Regions from separate parts of the Homo sapiens genome. Here regions 1 and 2 are each linked to region 3. A link is an interaction called in ENCODE POLR2A ChIA-PET data of the cell type or tissue named here. Cell type or tissue: Panc1. All regions are shown on one strand.

Region 1 (4,000 bases), 170 kb before region 3:
CTACCTCACAGGTAATAAGGTCAGACAAAGCAGTCTGACAAAGTGCCTCTGAATGTTGCTATCAGAGATTGTTGTTCCAGGTCAGACACAGCAGTCTGTCAAAGTGCCTCTGAATGTTGTTATCAGAGAATGTTGCTTCAACCTGAACAATGAAAGCTGTAAGACAAACAACCTGGATACCCTGTTTAAAAATGGTGATAATGTAGGCATGGGGGCAAAGCAATGCAAAAAAAGACCTCTGCACTACCATATGTTGAGAATATAAAGAAGTGCTTAATATTCCAGTTAAAAAGCTAAATATTCCATTTAATATTCAGTTAAAAAGAAAATTGATTCCAAATATAATTCCCCTTAAAAGTTGGCATTTTCACTGCAATGTGCAATCTGAACCATCATACTTGTTTTTTTGTTTTGTTATGAGACAAAGTCTTACTCTGACGCCCAGGCTGGAGTGCAGTGGCACAATCCCGGCTCACCGCAAGCTCCGCCTCCAGGGTTCAAGCCATTCTCCTGCCTCAGCCTCCCAAGTAGCTAGGATTACAGGCACCTGCCACTGCAACAGCTAATTTCTGTATTTTTAGTACAGACGGGGTTTCACCATGTTGGCCAGACTGTTCTTGAACTCCTGACATCAAGTGATCTGCCTGCCTCGGCCTCCCGAAGTGTTGAGATTACAGGCATGAACCACGGCGCCTGGCATAATATTTTCCTAAAAAAAAAACACTTTGGCTGGGCACCGTGGCTCACGCCTGTAATCCCAGCACTTTGGGAGGCCAACACAGACAGATCACCTGAGGTCAGGAGTTCAAGAACAGCCTGGGCAACATGGTGAAAACCCATCTCTACTTAAAATACAAAAATTAGCCAGGCGAGGTAGCTTGTGCCTGTAGTCCCAGCTACTCGGGAGGCTGAGGCAGGAGAATCACTTAAACCTCGCAGGCGGAGGCTGCGGTGAGCGGAGATCGCACCACTGCACTCCAGCCTGAGTGACAGAGTGAGACCCTGTCTCAAAAAAAATAAGAAAAAAAGAAAAAAACCACGTCTATGAAACACAAATATCTAATACCACCCTTAAAATTGTATTAACCATGTAATCTCAGCACTTTGGGAGGCCGAAGGCAGGAGGATCACCTGAGGTCAGGAGTTCGAGACCAGCCTGGCCAACATGGTGAATCCCCGTCTCAACCAAAAATACAATTAGCTGGACATGGTGGGATGTGCCTGTAATCCCAGCTACTTGGGAGGCTGACGCAGGAGAACTGCTTGAACCCAGGAGGCAGAGGTTGCAGTGGGCCAAGATTGCACTACTGAACTCCAGCCTGGGCGACAGAGCAAGACTCTGTCTCAAAAAATAATAATAAATAAATAAAACTACTTACCCAGATTTCAATCCTAATAATACATTTAATTTTCCATTAGTTTCCACATCACGATCCCTAAAGCTATTTCCTAGGATACTTTAAAATCTATAGAATAAATAAAAAAGAAGAATGAGATAGTTAATCTAAAAAACAAAGGACAAATATTATAAAGGGTCAGCACTCACCATCTGTCTCAATGACATCATCAAGGTGTTATGGCTGCTTGGTTTCACACAAATCCTATATTAGAAAACCCTGACAATCCGATATCAACTTGTCATTTTCCCTTATAGAAGAATGCAAATAAACAGAGTGTGAGCCAGGAAAAGCTAATTCCTAATTAGTGCCCACTGCATTCAACTCTAGCCCTCTTTTTTTGTTTGTTTTTTAAGACAGAGACTTGCTCTGTTGCCCCTGGAGTGCAGTTGCGTGATTTTGGCTCACTGCAACCTCCGCCTTCTGTGTTCAAGCGATTCTCCTGCCTCAGCCTCCCAAGTAGCTGAGATTACAGGTGCCCGCCACCACAATCAGCTAATTTTTGTATTTTTAGTAGAGAGGGGGTTTCACCATGTTGGCCAGGCTCGTCTCAAGCTCCTGACCTCAGGTGATCCGTCCACCTTGGCCTCCCAAAGTGCTGGGATTACAGGTGTGAGCCACCATGCCTGGCCAACTCTAGCCCTCTTAACTTCCAAGTTAAGAAATGCTTTGTAAAATCATAGAAACTCCACCATTGAGACCGGCACGGGCACCACTGAGACTGGGCACTTGAGACCAGCCTGGTCAATATGGTGAAACCCCATGTCTACTGAAAATATAAAAATTAGCCGGGCGTGGTGGCACACGCCTGTAGTACCAGCTACTCGGGAGGCTGAGGCAGGAGAATTGCTTGAAACTGGGAGGCAAACCTTGCAGTGAGCCGAGGTCTTGCCACTGTACTCTAACCTGGGTGACAGAGTGAGCCTCCGTCAGAAAGAAAGAGAAGGCGGGGGGGGGGGAGGGAGAGAGAGAGGGAAGGAGAAAGAAGAGAAAAGAGAAGGGAGGAGAAGGGAGGGGAAGGGAGGGGAGGGGAGGAGAGGACAAGAAAAGAAAAGAAAAGAAAAGAAAAGAAAAGAAAAGAAAAGAAAAGAAAAGAAAAGAAAAGAAAAGAAAAGAAAAAGAAAAGAAAAAAAATCCGCTATTGTTCCTCACAGTAATCCACTAACAGTGGCAGTCCTGTTCCTTGGGGAAGCCTCATATAGATTACAGATTCCCTCATTCTTCCTACCACTTGAGGAAGAGCAAGCTGATGAGCCAGAAGATGTGTGATCATGCTCTCATGCCCTTTTCTCCCAGAGGTAAGGTATATTTAGTGACATTCTGTTGTTATTACTATAGTAAGAAATCTCTTCGCAAAGTATTTGATAATTTAAAATTGTAAACTAAAACCACTTCATATTCATTGTCTTAATCACCATAAGAATCTCAAGATGAAGATGTGGCAAGTAAAACTATAAGAGGTTAAATAACATACAAGCTCATAATCTTCATAAAGAAAGCTGAGAGTAAAACCCATGTCAGCTGACCACTAACCCAAGTTTTCTTTTCACAGCGGTAAAAGACCAACATAAATAAACAGAAATACTATTTCTAAAGAGTTTATCTGGAGCTCTTTAGAGTAAATCTGAATATCATCAGTTTTAAGAGACAGAGTCTCACTTTGTCACTCAGGCTGGAGTGCACTGGTGCAATCAGATCTCACTGCAGCCTCAAGCTCCTGGGCTCAAGCCATCCTCCTGCCTCAGCCTCCCAAGTAGCTGGGACTACAAATGTGCACCACCATGCCCAGCTTATTTAAAAAATTCTTATAAGATGGAGTTTCACCATGTTGCCCAGGTTGCTCTTGAACTCTTAGCCTCAAGAAATTATTCCATCTCAGCCTCCCAAAGTACTGGGATTACAGGCATGAGCCACCATTCTCAGCCCTTGATTTGGATCTTAATGATTTGTTTTGTTGTTGTTGCCTGGCTGTTTTTGAAACTTTTCAGATAAAATTTAAGTAGGCACCGCTAAGATAGACCTAGATATAGTGGCATCATTTCAAGGAAGCTTAAGGGCTGACTACACATGCTACATTAGCCACTACAAACTTTAAACATTTTGAATAATCAAATATCTTTCTGCTCCTTAGATTTTTTTTTTTTTTTTTTTTTTTTTGAGATAGAGTTTCGCTCTTGTTACCCAGACTTGAGTGCAATGGTGCAATCTCAGCTCACCGCAACCTCTGCCTCCTGGGTTCAAGCGATCCTCCTACCTCAGCCTCCCAAGTAGCTGGGATTACAGGCATGTGCCACCATGCCCAGTTAACTTTCTGTTTTTAGTAGAGACAGGGTTTACTCCATGTTGGTCTGGCTGGTCTTGAACTCTCAACCTCAGGTGATCCACCCGCCTCAGCCTCCCAAAGTGCTGGGATTACAGGTGTCGTGAGCCACTGCACCCAGCCTTTAGTTTAATTCTTCATCTTGTGTAGTATGAAAGATTATTGTTTCACTTTATGAAGATGTGAGAATGAGCAAATATGTTTTCTTCATCCCAAGAGGCCCCTTGTTTATGGTAAAAAAACAAAAAATATATTTCTATTACCATTCTACAAGCTGGTAGAT
Region 2 (4,000 bases), 110 kb after region 3:
TAACAGGTTCTCAAGGTAACTCTGACGTGCTCAAGTTTGAGAACCTCAGCTTCAGGGTTGGAAGAGTTTTCGTCCTTGAGGCCAAGCCTCAAGATGCTCTCAGACTTCCTGACTGTGTGGATGTTTGCATATTGGCCCGTAGTAAGTCTTTATAGCTACACATAACAGCCTTCTAGCATACTCGCGTGATCTCTCACTGATCTGCCTGATTCTATTTTCTTTGACTAGTATCTGTCACACAGTCTGTGGTACTTCTAATTACTGCAGCCTACCTGGCTGGGTTTTATCTCAGCAACTGCAATAGCAGCTAACATCCCCATCCTCATCACCTGCCCCCAGTGACCTTATTTTGCCCAAAGTTCTAGCCCCCTGGGGTCTTCCTCAATGCCTTAAGTAAACCCTACCATTCCCAGTCTTGACAAAAGATACGACACATAGAACGGAAAAGCCTTAATTCCTAATTCAAGGCAAAAGTGCAAATGACAGACTAAAACACAAATGCTTGGGTTGAATTCATGAAGAGGAGGAAAGGTGGGAAGAGACTTTTTGCTCTATATCTATTTATATTCTTGAATTTTTTAACAAGATGGTGTGTTACCTACTCAAAAATAAATTATTTTATAATTATTTTTAAAAATGCATAGTAAAAATAAGAATGATCAGGGAAAATTTCCTGGAGGAAATGAGTTATGAGTTTCACCTGGAATAGTGCGAGGCAAAGCTTAATGATAAAGGGCATGGAGCACATTCCAGATGCAAAAAGAGTAACTGGGGGAAATGCAAACCATACAAAGAACTGTACACAGATGGGTCAAAGAGCCGGCGCTGACTGGTGTCCTTTTACCAAAACATGCTGTTTTTGACAACTTGTTTAGGTTATGGAATTCCACTGAAAGACGGAGATGAGAAAACAGATGAAGAAGCAGAGGGGCCATATTCAGATAATGAGATGTTAACACACAAAGGGCTTCGAAGATCGCAAAGCATGAAATCTGTGAAAACCACCAAAGGCCGCAAAGAGGTTGGTTAAGTGTAGAGCTGTTTTCCTAATGATTAGTGAAGGATTTCCCTGCTGTGTTATCATTTAGGATATTAATGATCCATAAATGAAGGATTGGAATGGTAGAACAGCAGTTTGATTTTTTTTTTTTTTTTTTTTTTTTTTAGTTTTTGGGGATAGAGCTTTTTTGCTTTGTCAACCAAATTGGAGTGCAGTGTGGCGTAATCACAGTTCACTCAAACTCCTGGGCTCAAGCAGTCCTCCCACCTCAATCTCCCAAGTAGCTGGAACTACAGGCACATGCCACCGCACCTGGCTAATTTTTTCATTTTTTGTAGAGACAGGGTTTCACCATGTTGCCCAGGCTGGTCTTGAACACCTGGCCTCAAGCAATCCTCTCGCCTCCGCCTCTCGAAGTGCTGGGATTCCAGGCGTGAGCCACCTCACCTGGCCAGCAGTTTATATTTAAAATTCTTTATTCAGATCAATGTATCAGGATATCAGGAAATTTTGAAAATGGTAAACTCTTAATCTTCTGCTATACGTAGAAAATGGCATTCTCATTTAGCAAATCACATAGTTCAAATACCCAGTCCCAGCCCTATGCATAAACAAAGAAAGCAATGAATAAAATTAACCACACAGTTTTGCTTTCAACTAATGCTACATGAAGATTAAATAGTAAACAGTTAACCATAATAACATATTGTCTTTATACCCAGAAAGCAGTGGAGGACTGTGAATGGCCTCTGATCATTATAATCAATGTTCATTGACATTGTACTAAGCAAAACATAAATAATAGGATTAATGTTTTTATGTTATTAGTAATAATCTGTAACATATATCTAAATATTACCAACTACATTTTTTATGAGTTTATAAGTAGTGCTGTCTTATATACATTTATTAAGAGAATTCATTCTTTATATCAAAAAGGTAAAAAAATTACTATGATTATGAACTATTAAATCTGATGTAATTTTTTAAAGTAATCATCTAATTCTTAATAATAAAACATTTCTCTCTTCAGGTGCGGTACGGGTCACTAAAATACAAAGTGAAGAAACGACCACAAGTGTATTTTTAGTCATCTACACGTCAAATATCCCAAGACAGATTATGCTAAATACATCGACTTCATCTTCTAACATGATATATTCAGGATTTACACATTAAAATGATTATTTAAATTGTGGCAGTGATGGGGTTTACTTTCATGAATTTAAATTGTTTTTATTTCTGTAACAATTGCTTCCAAATATTGACTACTAAAGGCAGTTCTGCAAGATGTACTAAATATGTATATTAGAAATTATAGAAAATCATGTTGTCCGTTTTCAAATTCATCAACAGCCTAGAGTGCCTGAGATATAAGATGAAACACAAATCCACAGTATACTTGAAAGGAGCCTTTTTACGGTTCAGGATAAATCAGCCTTTGTGATGTACTGTGTTTACCTCCTTTTGTGTTGTATCTGGTAATTAAATAGGCCTCAGATTCAGCAGTGACATAACAAGGACATAATGTAAGATAATAAAGTAGGTTTTATATATTCTTTAAATTTTTACTTATATAATACTTTCTAGTTTTTCCACCATCAGCTGAAAGTTTTTGAAACAAATATTTGAAAACCAGGTATCCACACATAGCACTTTTATTCCTGACTAGTTTTGCACACTTGAAAATTGTTTACTTATTTTACAACTGTTTTACTGATGCTATCTTTATTGTTTTTGCCGTATTCTGACATGTCAAATCTATGCCTTGAATTATATCATCTCTTTTCCTGTGGGTTTCATTTGTTAAATTCATTGGATTTTAATAATATAAAAGTATAGCTAATTGTTCAGTTTTAACTATTTTTAATTATCTTCTTAACAAATAAGAAGTTGCTTTAAACATTAACCAATTTTCTATATTTAGCTATACAGAGTAATTGAACTTAACATGTTTTTGTCAACACCAATTACATTTTCAGCTTTTAAAAATGGTAGCTTTTGTGAAATAGAATCAGTGACCAGTATAGCACTTAGATCCCTTCTAACTCATATAATTTTTCTCAGCCAATCCATTCACAAGCTTGGCATTGACATGTGCTGCTAGTTTATAAACTGGCATTGACGAAAATCATTTGAATCTCTTCTGGCTGAGATAATTTGCCAATGCAAAATACAGTTGTCATTAATCCTGCACATTAGAAATTATTAGAAACATATTACTTTTTAACTTTAAATCTCAAAGAGATTTTGAGTTATTGAATTCTTAAGGCTTTCTTAGCTTGAACTGATAACTATGCATTATGAACCCTAAGTCAATATATTTTTGGTGGTTTTAGTGATCAGTAATCAAATTTGTACTTATTATGCTTGTTCAGGTAATTTACTTGACTGTTCTATTTGTTTGTCCAAAAGATAAAATGATGAGAGAGATTCGAGAGGTCTTTGATCTGTCTCCCTTTTAAGAAATGAAGCCAGCTGGTAATGTATATTCAGGACTTCCTCAGAGTATTGGCCAAGAACATAATGTTTACACAGGAGTACCTTGGTATAATGCATACATTGTCTCATGATACTAGTCATAAAATATTTTATGGATTATTTCACATTCTTCATATATAACAAGTAAAATTAATTCAGTTTTCTTCTCCCAACGTTTAATTCTGAATAACTCTATCTACTTTACCCTAATTTTTAGCCTCTTAATTTCTGGAAGGACTCTAATTTCTATTCCAAATTTCTATGAATTCTAATTGTAAATTATCGGAACAGAGTTTTATTTATATGACCTGGTACTAGACTTCTTAATATAACTGTTACACTGTCCTTGTCTTTCCTACTCAAAGACAGTATCATCTGAAGTTGCCTAATAAGGTCATGTGAGTCAAGAACTTTATCTGTGGGAGCTGATTTGCACCATTTTACCTTTTTTTTTTTTTTTTTTTTGAGACGGAGTCTTGCTCTGTCACCAGGCTGGAGTGCAGTGGCGCGATCTCGGCT
Region 3 (4,000 bases):
CTACAAAAAATAAAAATAAAATGTTAGCCGAGCTTGGTGGCACAAGCCTGCAGTCCCAGCTACTCGGGAGGCTGAGACAGGATCAACTGAGCCCAGGAGTTTGAGGTGAGCTATGATCATACCACTGTACTCCAGCATGAGTGACACAGCAAGGTCTTATCTCCATTTAAAAAAGCTTCCTCAGCTGGGCACAGTGGCTCACGCCTATAACCCCAGCACTTTGGGAGGCCTAGGCAGGCGGATCACGAGGTCAGGAGATCGAGACCATCCTGGCTAACACGGTGAAACCCCGTCTCTATTAAAAATATTTTTTAAAAAATTAGCTGGGAATGGTGGCGGGCGCCTGTAGTCCCAGCTACTAAGGAGGCTGAGGCAGGAGAATGGCATGAACCAGGGAGGCGGAGCTTGAAGTGAGCCGAGATCGCGCCACTGCACTCCAGCCTGGGTGACAGTAGGAGAGTCCGTCTCAAAAAAAAAAAAAAAAAAGCTTCCTCGAGTGATTTTTAGCAAGGCATACATGTTCCTCCTTAGAACCAGACATAAAAAGAAGGGAGGATGCTAAGTAACACAAAGGAATTTCACGGTAAGATGATTGAAAATTCAAGATTTTAGAGATGGACAAGTATTTTCAGGGTTTCAGCTGAATGGGATTGGAAGCTTCATAGCAGAGCAGAAGTTCACAACTTTAGAGTCTGTTATAATGGCTCTGATTATTTAACCATATAGCTAATTATATATTTAATTATGGTGGGCTTTTAAAAAAATTACTGGGTCCTACCCAGAGATTCTGATTTAGTTGGTCTGGGGTAGGAACTGAGAATGTTTGTTCAAGAAGCATCACAGAAGATTTGAGCATAGGCTGTACAAACAATTTCAAGATAAATAGTGTAGAGTCACTTTTGAGAATGTAAAACAAACAGGGATGCAAATAGAGCTTTTAAACACATACTAGATAGCCCTCCTCCCCCCACAGTACCCACCCCCCATCAACACACACATAACCTGAAACAGGCCTGAGATAAAGTCTTACAGGTGGGATTCAGAATCGAAGCCTGACATCCATGAGAAGGCAAACGTGTACAATTTCTCCCCCTGCCAAAATTTAGTCTTTCTTCTCTCCAATAAGAACTTACTGGTATCCACACATTCTCAACAATACAGCAGTATCCTTCTATTTAATAGCTGCTAATTTGGCAGGTAAGAAAATTTTTATCTGGATTTCTTTAATAATCAGTGAGACCAAAAACACTTTCTTAGTGTGACATGCCAAAATTTATTAACATGTGAGTGTACTCAGTCTTCCTCCTCTACTCATTCTGCCCTTCCTAAAAAGGAAGATTTGCTGGAACTAAGTTGATCAATATAATAAAGGAATAAAGAAGGAAATGTTGATGAGAAGAAACCTTGTTGGTTGGGATTTAGGAAGAAAGCTTTAGAGTTTGACCAGTGAGAAGTTCCTGGGCAGCAGGAAGCAAGGAAAAGAGAAAAGGAACTTGTAAAAAATATTAATGTGGTTATGAATTAAGTTCCCTTTAATACACTCTTTGAAGACAAATAGAATTCCTTTTTAATTCCTTCTGGTTTTAAACTATGCTTCTTGAACAAGCCCCAGTTCTGAACTTGCACCATGTACTTTTCTGAATTAGCTGGGATTATATCCAGGCCATTTTCCTGGCCACCTGGAAAAGCCTAGCTGCTTTTGTAAACTTTCTGCAGATATCCTTTGCATATTTTTTCTTCTGAGACTTATTTTTTAATAAAATTTGTTTCTTAAGACTGTTTTAGGGTCACAGCCAAACTGAGTGGAAAGTACAGAGTTCCCATTTACCGCCTGTCCCTACACAGACACAACCTCCTCCAATATCAACATCCCACAGAAGAATGGTACATTTGTTACCATCAATGAACCTACAGTGACCCAGTATTATCAACCAAAGTCCATAGTTAACATTAGGGTTCACTCTTGATGTTGTGCATTCTACCATCTTTGACATATGTATAATGACATGTATGCACTATTATAGTACTGTACATAATAGTTTCATTGCCCTAAAAACCCTGTTCTCTGATTATTCACCCCTCTCTCCCCTGTAACCCATAATAATGGCTAATCTTTTTACAGTCTCCATGGTTTTTGCCTTTTCTAGATGTCATGCAGTCATAATCATACACTGTGCAGCCTTTTCAGGTTGGCTTCACTTACTAATATGAATTTCAGGTTCCTCCATGTCTCTTCAAGGCCTGATAGCTCATTTTTTTCTAGTGCTAATATTTCATTGTCAAAATGTACCTTAACTCATTTATGCATTTACCTACTAAAAGGCATCTTGGTTATTTCCAAGTTTTGGTGATTATGAATACAGCTGCTATAAACATTTGCGTGCAGGTTTTTGCGTGAACATATTTCAATTCATTTGGGAAAATACGGAGAAGCATGATTGCTGGGTTAAATGGTTAAGAGTATGTTTAGTTTTGTTAGAAACTGCCAAACCGTCTTTAAAAGTGGCTGTGCCAGCCGGGTACGATGGCTCATGCCTGTAATCCCAGCACTTTGGGAGGCTGAGGCGGGGGGATCACCGGAAGTCAGGAGATCGAGACCAGCCTGGCCAACATGGTGAAAGCCTGTCTCTACTAAAAATACAAAAAATTAGCCAGGAGTGGTGGCAGATGCCTGGAATCCTAGCTACTCGGGAGACTGAGGCAGGAGAATCACTTGAACCCGGAAGGTGGAGGTTGTAGTGAGCTGAGATTGCACCACTGCACTCCTGCCTGGGCAACAGAGTAAGACTCTGTCTCAAAAAAAAAAAAAAAAAAACAGTGGCTGTGCCACTTTGCATTCCCACCAGCAATGGATGAGTTCCTATTGTTTCATATGCTAGTCAGCATTTTGTGTCATCGGTGTTCTGAATTTTGGGCATTCTAATAGGTACATGGTGGTATCTCACATTTTAATTTGCATTTTCCTGACAACATATGATGTGGTACATCTTTTCACGTGTTTACCTGCCATCTACAAATCTTCTTTGGTGAGGCGTCTGTTAAGGTCTTTAGCTCATTTTTTAATCAGGTTGTTTATATTCTTACTGTTGACGTTGAAGAATTATTTGTATATTTTAAGTAGTCGTCGTTTATCAAATATATCTTTTGCAAATATTTTCCTCCCAGCCTGTGGCTTGTCCTTTAATTCTCTTCACAGTGTCTTTTGCAGAGAAAAAAAAAATTAACTTTAATGAAATTCCAGCTTATCAAGTCTTATCAATGACTTTCTAGATACTACACCAAAGACACAATCTTGGATTGTAATCTGCCTGGTGTAAGGTCTGTGTCTTGATTGATTTCTTTTGCATGTGAATGTCAGGTTATTCCAACATTATTTTTTGAAAATATTATATCTTTTTTCCATTGTATTGCCTTTATTCCTTTGCCAACGATCATTTGACTATATTTACAAGGGTCTGTGTCTGGGCTCTATTGTGTTCCACTGATCTATTGGTCTATTCTTTCACTAGTGCCATACTGTCTTGATAACTGCAGTCTTACAGTAAGTCTTGAACTTGGGCAGTGTCAATTCTCCAACTTTGTTCTTTTCCCTTAATATTGTGTTGACTGTTCTGGATCTTCTGCCTCTCCATATAAACTTTAGGATCAGTTTCTTGATAGCCACAAAGTAACTTAGTGGGATTTTGACTGTGATTGTATTGAATCTATAGATCAAGTTGGGAAGAACTGACATTCTGATGATGCTGTGTCTTCCTATCCATGAACATAGAATACTTCTATATTTATTTAGTTCTTCTGTTTTCTTTCATCAGTTTTGTAGGTTTCTTTACATAGATCTTGTATATATTTTGTTAGATTTATACCTATAAATTTCATTCTGGGGGTTGCTAATGTAAATGGTATTGTGTTTTTAATTTCAAATTCCACTTGTTCACTGCTGGCAATAAGAGAAAGTGATAGTGGTTTACAAGTTCCAGAAGTAATTTTCTTGATTCTTTTG

Evidence for each region. Peaks named below come from ENCODE experiments on the same cell type or tissue, not always from the same donor. Only the 100,000 strongest peaks of a DNase experiment are listed, where the experiment ranks them.
Region 1: POLR2A ChIA-PET joins it to region 3 with 7 read pairs; 3 of 35 experiments call an interaction of 5 or more read pairs at or near these places.
Region 2: POLR2A ChIA-PET joins it to region 3 with 9 read pairs; 12 of 35 experiments call an interaction of 5 or more read pairs at or near these places.

The regions. Positions count from the first base shown.
Region 1 is chr10:63,335,112-63,339,111 of GRCh38, forward strand. The region is part of intron 2 of JMJD1C (jumonji domain containing 1C); the gene reads right to left. Among named protein-coding and RNA genes, the nearest start is that of MIR1296, 36 kb to the right of the region's middle. In Panc1, no CTCF peak of the experiment used is centred here; no DNase peak of the experiment used is centred here.
Region 2 is chr10:63,618,780-63,622,779 of GRCh38, forward strand. REEP3 (receptor accessory protein 3) reads left to right here. Exons shown (of 8, transcript NM_001001330.3): 7 at 876-1,021; 8 at 2,034-4,000. The coding sequence ends at 2,090. The region is part of intron 1 of LOC105378329 (a long non-coding RNA gene); the gene reads right to left. Among named protein-coding and RNA genes, the nearest start is that of REEP3, 99 kb to the left of the region's middle. In Panc1, no CTCF peak of the experiment used is centred here; no DNase peak of the experiment used is centred here.
Region 3 is chr10:63,504,849-63,508,848 of GRCh38, forward strand. It overlaps a transcript of JMJD1C not described here. Among named protein-coding and RNA genes, the nearest start is that of REEP3, 15 kb to the right of the region's middle. In Panc1, no CTCF peak of the experiment used is centred here; no DNase peak of the experiment used is centred here; H3K27ac peaks cover 223 bases.